Regions from separate parts of the Homo sapiens genome. Here region 2 is linked to region 1. A link is an interaction called in ENCODE POLR2A ChIA-PET data of the cell type or tissue named here. Cell type or tissue: K562. All regions are shown on one strand. Each heading gives the region's core, and the rest is flanking DNA. Links, peaks and the distances in the headings are about the cores only.

Evidence for each region. ChIA-PET counts read pairs that join two places held together with the same protein. Peaks named below come from ENCODE experiments on the same cell type or tissue, not always from the same donor. Only the 100,000 strongest peaks of a DNase experiment are listed, where the experiment ranks them.
Region 2: POLR2A ChIA-PET joins it to region 1 with 5 read pairs; 1 of 35 experiments calls an interaction of 5 or more read pairs at or near these places.

The regions. Positions count from the first base shown.
Region 1 is chr19:11,561,813-11,569,107 of GRCh38, reverse strand. No RefSeq gene overlaps it. Among named protein-coding and RNA genes, the nearest start is that of ELOF1, 6.2 kb to the right of the region's middle. RefSeq lists an enhancer at 686-775 and a silencer at 1,186-1,235. In K562, for the core only: a CTCF peak has its summit at 3,733; DNase peaks (open chromatin) are centred at 4,047 and 5,240; H3K4me3 peaks cover 259 bases.
Region 2 is chr19:11,189,654-11,194,653 of GRCh38, reverse strand. It overlaps KANK2 (KN motif and ankyrin repeat domains 2), which reads left to right. Exons shown (of 13, transcript NM_001136191.3): 3 at 64-179; 4 at 612-1,823. The coding sequence starts at 143. Among named protein-coding and RNA genes, the nearest start is that of KANK2, 5.4 kb to the left of the region's middle. RefSeq lists a silencer at 3,129-3,178 and enhancers at 4,234-4,733, 4,734-5,000. In K562, for the core only: no CTCF peak of the experiment used is centred there; DNase peaks (open chromatin) are centred at 3,093 and 4,753.

The sequences.
Region 1 (7,295 bases), core at 968-5,967:
TCTTCCTCCTTAGCCTCCCAAAATGCAGGATTACAGGTGTGAGCCATCATGTCTGGCCAACTGTTATAATTAAGCAGTGATCTTTCCAAAATGCAATCCTGGCCAGGGGTGGTGGCTCACACCTGTAATCCCAACACTTTGGGAGGCTGAGGCGGGCAGATCACTTGAGATCAGGAGTTCGAGACCAGCCTGATCAACATGGCAAAACGCTGTCTCCATTAAAAATACAAAAATTAGCTGGCATTGTGGCGGGCGCCTGTAATTCCAGCTACTCAGGAGGCTGAGACAGGAGAATCACTTGAACCCAGGAGGTGGAGGTTGCAGTGGGCCGAGGTCGTACCACTGCACTCCAGCCTGGGCAACAGAGCAAGACTCTGTCTCAAGCAAACAAACAAATCCCCAAAATGTAATCCTGAGTTTGTTCCAGCTGCCATTTACCGTCACTTCTGATCCTGGCCCATGAGGCAGGGGCCAGAATCATCCTTGCTTCTCAGAGGCTATTACAGAAGCTCAGACGTGTTTTTGTGGGTTTTTATTTTTTAATTTTTTTTGGTACAATATTTATCTTAGATTGGACGGCTTAACCACTGTGACCAAGGTAATTTCTAGGAAGTGGCAGTCCCTCAATCTTAACCACAACAGTCTAGGGAGGTCACAGCCGCGCTCTTCTCACTGACTCAGAGGCACCAGACAGGCAGGAGTCTGAATCAGAGGTCACCATCATAGCCCAAGGACCCCGTTCTCATGGCCCAGAGCACAGAAAGAAGAAGTGACACATCCAATGTCACACGAAGACTGAGTGGCAGGGGAGGGGGGATTGTAACTCAGGCTCCCTCCTCTACATCAGCCAGACACTTCTACCGAGCACCAAGGACCAAAGCTCTGTGCCAGGCAGCTGGGGACCCAAGGACACTAGGAGGAATAAATCAGGGTGGGCGCTGGCCCTCAGGGAGCTTCTGTCTTGCTGAGGAGACAACACCAGCCAGCACTCAGCCATCTTAATTAATTATTTTATTTTTTTCTTTACTTTTCTGTTTTTTAGACAGGGTCTCACTCTGTTGCCCAGGCTGTCAGGCTGGAGTACAGTAGTGTGATCACAGCTCACTGCAACTTCCGTCTCCGGGGCTCAAGCAATCCTCCCTCCCACCTAAGCCTCCTGAACAGCTGGGACTACAAGCACACACCACCACACCTGGCTAATTTTTTTTTTTTTTTTTTTTTTTTTTTTTTTTGAGACGGAGTCTCGCTCTGTCACCCAGGCTGGAGTACAGTGGCGCAGCCTCGGCTCACTGCAAGCTCCGCCTCCCGGGTTCACGCCATTCTCCTGCCTCAGCCTCTCCGAGTAGCTGGGACTACAGGCGCCCGCCACCACGCCCGGCTAATTTTTTTTTTTTTTTTTTTTTTAGTAGAGACGGGGTTTCACCGTGAGACAGAGTCTTGCTCTGTCGCCAGGCTGGAGTGTAGTGGCCTGATCTTGGCTCACTGCAACCTCCACCTCCCAGGTTCAATTGATTCTCCTGCCTCAGCCTCCCGAGTAGCTGGGACTACAGGTAAGTGCGCCACCATGCCCAGCTAATTTTGTATTTTTAGTAGAGACGGGGTTTCACCATGTTGACCAGGATGGTCTCGATCTCCTGACCTCGTGATCCACCCACCTCGGCCTCTCAAAGTGCTGGGGTTACAGGCGTGAGCCACTGCACCCAGCCAATTTTTGTATTTTTTGTAGAGAGGGGGTTTCACCACTTTGTCCAGGCTGGTCTTGAACTCCTGGGCTCAAGCAATCTGTCCATCTCGGCTTCCTGAAGTGCTGGGATTATAGCCATGAACCACCGCACCCGGCCTAATTTATTTATTTTAAGAAATGGTGTTCGGGCATGGTACATCACGCCTGTAATCCCAGCACTTTGGGAGGCCAAGGCGGGCAGATCACCTGAAGTCAGGAGTTTGAGACTAGCCTGGTCAACATGGTGAAATCCCTCCTCTACCAAAAAATACAAAAATTAGCCAGACACGGTGGTGTGCACCTATAACCCTAGATACTTGGGAGGCTAAGGTGGGAGAACTGCTTGAACCCGGGAGGTGGAGGTTGCAGTGAGTCGAGATCACACCACTGCACTCCAGCCTGGGCAATGGACTGAGACTCTGTCTCCAAAAAAAAAAAAAAAAATGCCGGGCGCGGTGGCTCATGCCTGTAATCCCAGCGGTTTGGGAGGCCGAGGAGGGCAGATCACGAGGTCAGGAGATCGAGACCATCCTGGCTAACACGGTGAAACCATCTCTACTAAAAACACACGCACAAAAAAATTAGCCGGGCGTGGTGGCGGGCGCCTGTGGTCCCAGCTACTCGGGAGGCTGAGAGGCAGGAGAATGGTGTGAACCTGGGAGGTGGAGCTCGCAGTGAGCCAAGATCGCGCCACGGCACTCCAGCCTGGGCGACAGAGCAAGACTCCATCTCAAAAAAAAAAAAAAAAAAAGAGAGATGGAGTCTCCCTAGGTTGCCCAAACTGGTCTTGAACTCCTGTCCTCAAGTGATCCTCTCACTTTGGCCTCCCAAAATGCTGGGATTACAGGCATAGCCACCACACCAGGTTCAGCCATTTTTGGAAAGATGCCTTTTAACCTGCAAGAAACGAGACAGCAGAGTCCCTCAGGCAAGTGGCAGGGTTTCATCTCTTCTCGATCCTCCTGAGCAACCAACCACTCCTGATTTCAGCTGTCACAGACACTATCATCTTGCCACTCTGCTTGTCAAACTAGAGGCTGAAAAAGGGACTGGCATTCTCATGCAGCCAGTAGGCTGTCTGTCACTTGACACTCAGGCCATGTCCACTTCCTAAACAGCATCCCAGGCCAAGAATCATGAATAAGAAGGTGAGATACCTGCCTTACCAATAGCAAAACATACAGTCATCAAAATAGTAACACACTGGCTCAGGGTCAGGTGTGGTGGCTCACACCTGTAATCCCAGCACTTTGGGAGGCTGAGGCAGGTGGATCACCTGAGGTCAGGAGTTCAAGACCAGCCTGGCCAACATAGCGAAACCCTGTCTCTACTAAAAATACAAAAATTAGCCAGGTGTGATGGTGGGCACCTGTAATCCCAGCTACTCGGGAGGCTGCTGAGGCAAGAGAATCACTTGAACCCTGGAGGCAGAGGTTGTAGTGAGCCGAGATTGCGCCACTGCACTCCAGCTTGGGTGACAGAGCAAGACACCGTCTCAAAAAAAAAAAAAAAAGGACATTGACATTGACTCAGGGTAAGGTGTGGTGGCTCATACTTGCAATCCCAGCACTTTGGAAGGCTAAGATGTGAGGATCACTTAAGGCCAGGAATTCAAGACCAGCCTGGGCAACATAGCAAGGCCCCAACTTAAAAAAAAAATACATAAATTAACCAGGCATGGAGGTGTACGCCTGTAGTTCCAGCTATTTAGGAGGCTGAGGTGGGAAGATCCCTCGAGCCCAGGTGCTGGAGGCTACAGTGAGCAATGATCACACCACGGCATTCCAGCCTGAGCCTGGATGATGGAGTGAGATCCTATCTCTAAAATAAAAAAAAATAAAAAAAAACCAAAACAAAACATTGGCTCGGGAAAATATCAAGAGAGAAAGTAGAAACAAATACAAAAACAATATAGCATTGACTCAGGAAAATACTGAGGGAATCCAAGAACAAATTCAGGAAGATTTATTTAAGAACATAATATAGGTTCAAGGTCGCATTGCAACTTCATGGAAAAGGAGGTGTTATTTGCCTTGTCAGTTTGCACTAGAATGAGACAAAACCTGAACCCTACCTTAGACCACATACAAAAATAAATTCCGAAGGAATCAAATATTTCAGGGAGGCAGGATGTGGTGGCTCATGCCTGTAATCCCAGCACTTTGGGAGGCCATGGTGGGTGGATTGCTTGAGCCTAGGGGTTCAAGACCAGCCTGAGAAACATAGTGAATCCCATCTCTACCAAAAATAAAAAATAAAAATAAAAAAGTAAACAGGCATGGAGGTGCTTATCTGTAGTTCCAGATACTCAGGGGGTTGAGAGGGTGGGGTGGAGAGGGTGGGGCAGGGGCTAAGGTGGGAGGATCACTTGAGCCTGGGAGGTCAAGCCTGCAGTGAGTCATGATCATGCCACTGTACTTCCGCCTGGGCCACAGAGTGAGACCCTGTCTCAAAATCAATCAAGCAAGCAAGCAAGCAAGCAATCACAGGGAAAGATGCAAATGAACATCCACACAAAGACCTGTGGAGGGAAGGCAAGATTTCTCCTCTACCCTCTTAGATCTCTGGCGGGGCCTAAGACTTAAACTGACATTTGATCAATTAATAGGAGAAAAGCATAGAAATATATTTAACATAAGTTCTATGGGACATGGGAGCCCTGAAAAGGAAGACCCAAAGAAGCAGTTACAGTCAAACACTTATTTACTGTATTAGACAAACAGTAGAAAATTATGGATGGACATGGTGGCTCATGCCTGTAATCCCAACACTTTTGGGAGGCCAAGGTGGGCGGATCACCTGAGGTTGGGAGTTTGAGACCAGCCTAATCAACATGGAGAAACCCCACCTCTACTAAAAATACAAAAATTAGCCAGGCATGGTGGCACATACCTGTAATTCCAGCTACTTGGGAGGCTGAGGCAGAAGAATCACTTGAACCTAGGAGGCAAAGGTTGCAGTGAGCTGAGGTCGCACCACTGGACTCTAGCCTGGGCAACAGAGCCAGACTTCTCAAAAAAAAAAAAAAAAAAAGTAGTAAATTATAGATGGGCGTGGTGGCTCATACTAGTAATCCCAACACTTTGGGAGGCCAAGGTGGGAGGATTGCTTGGACCCAGGAGTTCAAGAACAGCCTGGACAACACAGGGAGACCCCATCTCTAAAACAACAGAAAATAAAATTAGCTGGGTGGCACGCACCTGTAGTCCCAGGTACTCAGGAGGCTGACGTGGGAGTTTCGCTTGAGCCCAGGAGTTTGAGGCTGCAATCAGCTATGATTGTGCCACTGTACTCCAGCCTAGGCAGCAGAGTAAGGCCCCGTCTCTAAATAAATATATAAATAAATTTTAAAATTATAAATAAATATTATAAATAAAGTTTTAAAAGGGTAGTAAATTATGAAAATGTGACAAGACAAAGGGGTTTGGGCTAGAGCAGTTAATGGTGGAAAAATAACTAGAAAAATAAGGGTTCATTTAACAAGGTTTGTTTGTACATTTTTTCCTCAGCTTTGACTCCCTGTCTTCTGGTGATAAGAATTGTACGCTCTAGGGCTGGGCGCGGTGGCTCAGGCCTGTAATCCCAGCACTTTGGGAGGCAGAAGCGGGTGGATCACTTGAGCTCAGGAGCTGGACACCAGCCTAGGCAACTTAGTGAAACCCTGTGTCTACCAAAAATACAAAAAAATTAGCTGGGCATGGTGGTGGGCGCCTGTGATCCCAGCTATTTTGGGGACAAGGCGAGAGGATCGCTTAAGACTAGGAGGTGGAGGTTGCAGTGAGGTTGCAGGAAGTGGATATCACACCACTTCGCTCCAGCCTGGGCAACAGGATGAGACCCTGTCTAAAAAGAATTTTACTTTCTTCCTGGGATGGGGAGGGCATCTTCCATATGGGGGTTTATCTCGTTTTCCAGAGAAAAGAGGGAGGTCAGAGTGCTTTTCCTGCACCTACTGTTTTTCAAGTGCACTTAGCTGAAACAATCCATATGCCAAAGTGGCATATTTTGGAGTGGTGTCATCTGCCACCCTCAAAATGAAAGAAATGGTTCATAACAGCTCTAATAATTGTTCAACAACCGGCAACAATGCAAAAAACAGGTCACTAACAGGTGAAAAGATAAACAAAGTGTGGGACATTCATATAACAGAATACAACTGAATAATAATCATGCCTATAATCCAAGCACTTTGAAAGGCCAAGGCAGGTGGATTGCTTGAGTCCAGGAGTTCGAGACCAGCCTGGGCAACATGGCAAAACCTTGTCTTTACAAAAAACACAAAAATTAACTGGGCGTGGTGGTGCACAGGTGTAATCCCCGCTACTCGGGAAGCTGAGGTGGGAGGACTGCTGGAGCCTGGGAAGTTGAGGCTACAGTGAACCATGATGGTGCCACTGCACTCCAGTCTGGGTGACAGAGTGAGACCCCATCTCAAAAGAAAACAAAAAAGAAACAAACTGCTGACATATCCAACAACACGAGTGAGTTCCTTTTTTTCTTTTTTTTTTTTTTTGAGACAGAGTCTGGCTCTGTTGCCCAGGCTGGAGTGCAATAGCGTGATCTCGGCTCACTGCAACCTCCGCCTCCTGGTTTCAAGTGATTCTCCTGGCTTGGCCTCCCAAGTAGCTGGGATTACAGGCGCACACCAACACATCCAGCTAATTTTTGTATTTTTAGTAGAAATGGGGTTTCACCATGTTGGCCAGGCTGGTCTTGAACTTCTGACCTCAAGCAATCCACCCGCCTTGGCCTCCCAAAATGCTGGGAACATGAGTGAGTTTCAAACATCTTATGCTGGGGAAAGAAGCCCAGCTCAAAAGGCTACACGTTGTATGATTCAGCTTATATGACTTTCTGAAAAAGACAAAGTTACAGGAACCAAAAACAAATCAGTTAGGGCCAGGGGCTGGAGTAGGGGACAGAGCACAAAAGGGCAAGAGAAAAATTTCTTTTTTTTCTTATTTTTTTTTTTTTAAGACTGAGTCTTGATCTGTCACCCAGGCTGGAGTGCAGTGGCACAATCTTGGCTCACTGCAGCCTCCGCCTCCCGGGTTCAAGTGATTCTCCAGCCTCAGCCTCGCTAGTAGCTGGGACTTCAGGCGTGTGCCACTATGTCTGGCTAATTTTTGTATTTGTAGTGGAGACTACAAGGGGTCTCACCGTGTTGCCCAGGCTGGTCTCAAACTCCTGTCTTCACGTGATTCGCACACCTCGGCCTCCCAAGGTGCTAGGATTACAGGCATGAGCCATCACACTCGGCTACTGGTAAGAGGAAATTTCTTAGGGTGATGGAAATAATTGTCTTGATTATGGTCATGTTTTAATGATATACCTGTATGTCAAAACATGCAATTTCGGCCAGGCATGGTTTAAATATGAGCAGTTCATGTTCAGTCAATTACATCCAACAAAGCTGGGAAGGAGGGAAGTAAGAGAGGGAAGGGATGAAAGGAGAGAAAAAGAGAAAACTAATGTGGCAATCATGAACAAAATGAAAGATATATACATCCTGTGACTCAATGTCTTTGTTTTTTTTTTTTTTTTGAGATGGAGTTTCACTCTTGTTGCCCAG
Region 2 (5,000 bases), core at 1-5,000, 370 kb after region 1:
CCTCATCTCCTCCCCTCCCCCTACAGACTCCTAACTCCCGGCGCCGTGGTTCTCTTTCCCCAGGTAAGCCTCAGCCGGTGCTGCAGGCAGTCTGACTCGCAGTCCCTCAAGTGACTTCCAAGGAGCATCTGTAGAAAAGAAGATGGCCCAGGTCCTGCACGTGCCTGCTCCCTTCCCAGGTCAGGGGACTCAGGGAAGAGGGCCCTGCCCCGGGGAGCTTCAGTTCTGGAGGCCTGAGGGGGCTGGGGACCTTGCCCTGGGGACTTTGAGGGTGGGACACAGCCCAACAATTAGAGGTCTGAGGGAGGAGGCAGAGTCCTGCCCTGGGAGGGTCTGAAGGGGGAGGCAGAGTCTTACCGGAAAAAGGGGGTAGTCTAAGCCGAGGGATAGAGCCCTGTCCTGGGGGATTTGAGAGGCGACATAGCCTAGCGCCGGGAGTCTGAAGGGGAGGCATAGCCCTGCTCTGGAGGGTCTGAGAGCAGACGCGGTTGAGTACCAGGTGGGCTCCCATCTCTTCGGCAAATAAACCCCAACTCTCCCCAGGCATCAGTCTTCACCCTGAGAATGGGGACAAGAGGATTCAAAGGTCCTGGTGTTTCTCCCATCCCCAGGGACCCCTGGCCCAGCCTCCCCACCTGCCTTCCCTGCCAAGGACCCCGATCCACCCTACTCCGTGGAGACCCCCTATGGCTACCGCCTGGACCTGGACTTCCTCAAGTACGTGGATGACATCGAGAAGGGCCACACGCTGCGACGCGTGGCAGTGCAGCGCCGCCCCCGCCTGAGCTCGCTGCCCCGTGGCCCTGGCTCCTGGTGGACGTCCACTGAGTCGCTGTGCTCCAATGCCAGTGGGGACAGCCGCCACTCAGCCTATTCCTACTGCGGCCGTGGCTTCTACCCTCAGTATGGTGCTCTGGAGACCCGCGGTGGCTTCAATCCGCGGGTGGAGCGCACGCTGCTGGATGCCCGTCGCCGTCTCGAGGACCAGGCGGCCACACCCACCGGCCTGGGCTCCCTGACCCCCAGTGCGGCCGGCTCGACAGCCTCCCTGGTGGGCGTGGGGTTGCCACCCCCGACACCACGGAGTTCAGGACTGTCCACACCGGTGCCTCCCAGTGCCGGGCACCTGGCCCACGTGCGGGAGCAGATGGCGGGTGCCCTGCGGAAGCTGCGGCAGCTGGAGGAGCAGGTGAAGCTGATCCCTGTGCTCCAGGTGAAGCTCTCGGTGCTCCAGGAGGAAAAGCGGCAGCTCACAGTACAACTTAAGAGCCAGAAGTTCCTGGGCCACCCCACAGCGGGCCGGGGTCGCAGCGAGCTCTGCCTGGACCTCCCCGATCCCCCAGAGGACCCAGTGGCACTGGAGACCCGGAGTGTGGGCACCTGGGTTCGAGAACGGGACTTGGGCATGCCTGATGGGGAGGCTGCCCTCGCCGCCAAGGTCGCTGTGCTGGAGACCCAGCTCAAGAAGGCGCTGCAGGAGCTGCAGGCAGCTCAGGCCCGGCAGGCTGACCCCCAGCCCCAGGCCTGGCCACCGCCGGACAGCCCGGTCCGCGTGGATACAGTCCGGGTGGTAGAAGGGCCACGGGAGGTGGAGGTGGTGGCCAGCACAGCCGCTGGCGCCCCCGCACAGCGGGCCCAGAGCCTGGAGCCTTACGGCACAGGGCTGAGGGCCCTGGCAATGCCTGGTAGGCCTGAGAGCCCACCTGTGTTCCGCAGCCAGGAGGTGGTGGAGACAATGTGCCCAGTGCCCGCTGCAGCTACCAGCAACGTCCATATGGTGAAGAAGATTAGCATCACAGAGCGAAGCTGCGATGGAGCAGCAGGTAAGCGGTCGCAGGCAGGCAGGGGAGAATGGCTTGGGGGGGGGGGGCCTCTTTCTTCCCATGGCTCATCCTGGACTCTCAGAACGCCAGGGTCCAGGCAGGGTGCGGTGGCGCATGCCTGTAATCCCAGCACTTTGGGAGGCCGAGGCGGGCAGATCACTTGAGGTCAGGAGTTGGAGACCAGCCTGGCCAACATGGTGAAACCCATCTCTACTAAAAATACAAAAATTAGCCAGGTGTGGTGGCGTGCGCCTGTAAACCTCAGCTACCCAGGAGGCTGAGGCAGGAGAATCGCTTGAACTAGGGAAGCGGAGGTTGCAGTGAGCTGAGATTACACCACTGCACTCCAGCCTGGGCAACAGAGGGAGACTCTGTCTCAAAAAAAAAAAAAAAAAAAAAGAATGCCAAGGTCCAGCCCCAGCCCCCGACCTTCCACCAGACACATCAGTCCAACTCTTAGAGTCTCTGTCTTATCATCCACAAAAGGAGGAGAATTGTGCAGCCAACCCTCAGGGCTGTAGCAACCATGCAGAGAAATTAGGTGACTGCCACTTTGTCAGTATCCAGAAAGTGGGAGGTATTTGGGGGAAAGTTCCCCAAGGCTGTTGGTTTACCAGGCAGAAACCTCCCTGTTTATTCAGTAAGTGGCAGGAATCAATCTCGGAGCTGTTCAAGCAGTGAAAAGGAAATGTGTTATTACGTAACTGATGACAGCTTCAGGCATGGCTGGATCCAGGTGCACAAATATCTTGTTCTTGTTGTCGTTATTAAGAGATAGAGTCTCGCTCCATTGCCCAGGCTGGAGTGCAGTTGGTGTAATCATGGCTCACTGCAGCCTTGACTTCCTAGGCTCAAGCAATCCTCCCGCCTTAGCCTCCCAAGTAGCTGGGTCTACAGGCATGCACCACTGTGCCTCGTTAATTTTTTTTATTTTTTGTAGAGACAAAGTCTTGTTATGTTGCCCAGGCTGGTCTCAAACTTCTGGGCTCAAATGATGCTCCTGTCTTGGCCTCCCAGAGTGCTGGGATTACAAGCATGAGCCACCACGCTGGCCTCAGTGCTCAGATATCATCAGGAATCTAACTTGGTGCCTTTCTCTTCTTGTTTTCCCTGGGAGCTTCTCTTTCAGGCAGGCAAGGGAAAGTGACCTCACTGCTCCAGGCATCTGTCTGTCCAGTTTAGTGGAGAGGGAGATCCTTAATCCAAAGAGCACCAGTAAAAATCCCAGAGGGGGCCCTCATTGGCTGGCCTGGGTCATGTGCCCATTGCTGAGCCAATCACGGTGTCCCTGTCTGCCTAGCCATGGACGCCGGGGGTAGGGGAGCCCCACCCAAGCCCTGTGGCCTTTGAGGGAGGAAGGGGGTGCTTCCCAGAGGAAGTACTGAGTCCTCATGCCAGGAAAGGGGATGCCGGCTGTGCAGAATGTCAGCTGCTGGGTTGTCCTGAGGTCCCTGGGAGAAGCCACCCAAATGACTCATAATAATGACAGCTGGGCCGGGCGCAGTGGCTCACGCCTGTAATCCCACACTTTGGAGGCCAAGGCAGGTGGATCGCTTGAGGCCAGGAGTTCAAGACCAGCCTGGCCAACACAGTGAAACCCCATCTCTATTAAAAATACAAAAATTAGCCGGGCGTGGTGGCGCACACCTGTAGTCCCAGCTACTCCGGAGGCTGAGGCAGGAGAATCGCTTGAACCCGGGAGGCGGAGGTTGCAGTGAGCCAAGATCACACCACTGCCCTCCAGCCTGGGCGACAGAGTGAAACTGTATCTCAAAATAATTAATAATAATAATGACAGCTGGCTGGGCACGGTGGCTCACGCCTGTAATCCCAGCACTTTGGGAGGCAGAGGCAGGCAGATCACTTGAGGCCAGGAGTTCAAGACCAGCCTGGCCAACATGGTGAAACCCTGTCTCTACTAAAAATACAAAAATTAGCCGGGCGTGGTGGCCGGCACCTGTAATCCCAGCTACTTGGGAGACTGAAGCACAAGAATCGCTTGAACTTGGGAGCCGGAGGTTGCAGTGAGCTGAGATTGTGCCACTGCACTCCAGCCTGGGCAACAGAGTGAAACTGTGTCTCAACAATAATAATGACAGCTGTTCTTCTGGAAACATGGTCAGGGAGGCTCTGCCAGGTGCGTTCAAACTCATGCTGTGTGATACTGGTGAGCAACATCACCTCTCTAGCCCTAAACGTCCCTATCTGTGAAGTGGCATGATAATGCTCTCCACCTCTAGAGAGGTGGAGAATTTATGAATTAATGCACACGGTTAAGTACTGGTTGCTGCTTCTGCTGATAATGTTCTGGTCAACCTGTTCATACCTGGGGAAACTGAGGCTTAGGGAGGAGATTCATTTGTCCTGTGTCACACAGCCAGGAAGTGGCTCAACTGAGCCAGTATCCAAACCCAGAACATCAGGCCTGTAATCCTAGCACTTTGGGAGGCCGAGGTGGGTGGATAACCTGAGCTCAGGGGTTCAAGACCAGCCTGGCCAATATGGCGAAACCCTGTCACTACTAAAAATACAAAAATTAGCTGGGCGTGTTGGCACACGCCTGTAGTCCTAGCTAGGCTAAGGGAGGAGAATTGCTTGAACCTAGGAGGCGGAGGTTGCATTGGGCCGAGGTCGCACCACTGCACTCTAGCCTGGATGACAGTGAGACTCCATCTCAAAAAAAAGAAAAGAAAAGAAAAAAGAAATAAATAACCAGGACAGCTTGAATCTGCAGCAGGGCTCGAAGGTAGGGCCCAAGTTCTCATCCCAGCCTCAAATGTCAGGTGGCCAGAGCCCCTACCAACAGACTGGAGGGCACAGGCTGGAGGGCAGGGACCCAGCTGTGTTTTCTCGCCGGCCCGTGTTGTTCCTGGCCAGCTCTGGACACCACCCGCCTGTTCTGTGTCTATCCCAAACACCAGGTCCTGAGGTTCTGGCCCCCTGCCAGAGGCTCCGCCTGGCCCAGCCTCGGAATCTCTGAGAGGCAACCACCATTCCAGACGTGCCTCCCAGAGCAGCTGAGAGGCCTTCTGCCTGCAGGACAAACAGACATAGCGATGTCCACCTTCTTTGCATTCAAGCTGCTGCCTGAAAGTTCTTCCTGGAGTCTCATTTTATTCCCTCTTGCTGCAGCCAGCCCCAATCTCTGCCTTGCTTGAGCCAAGCTGGAATGTCTTA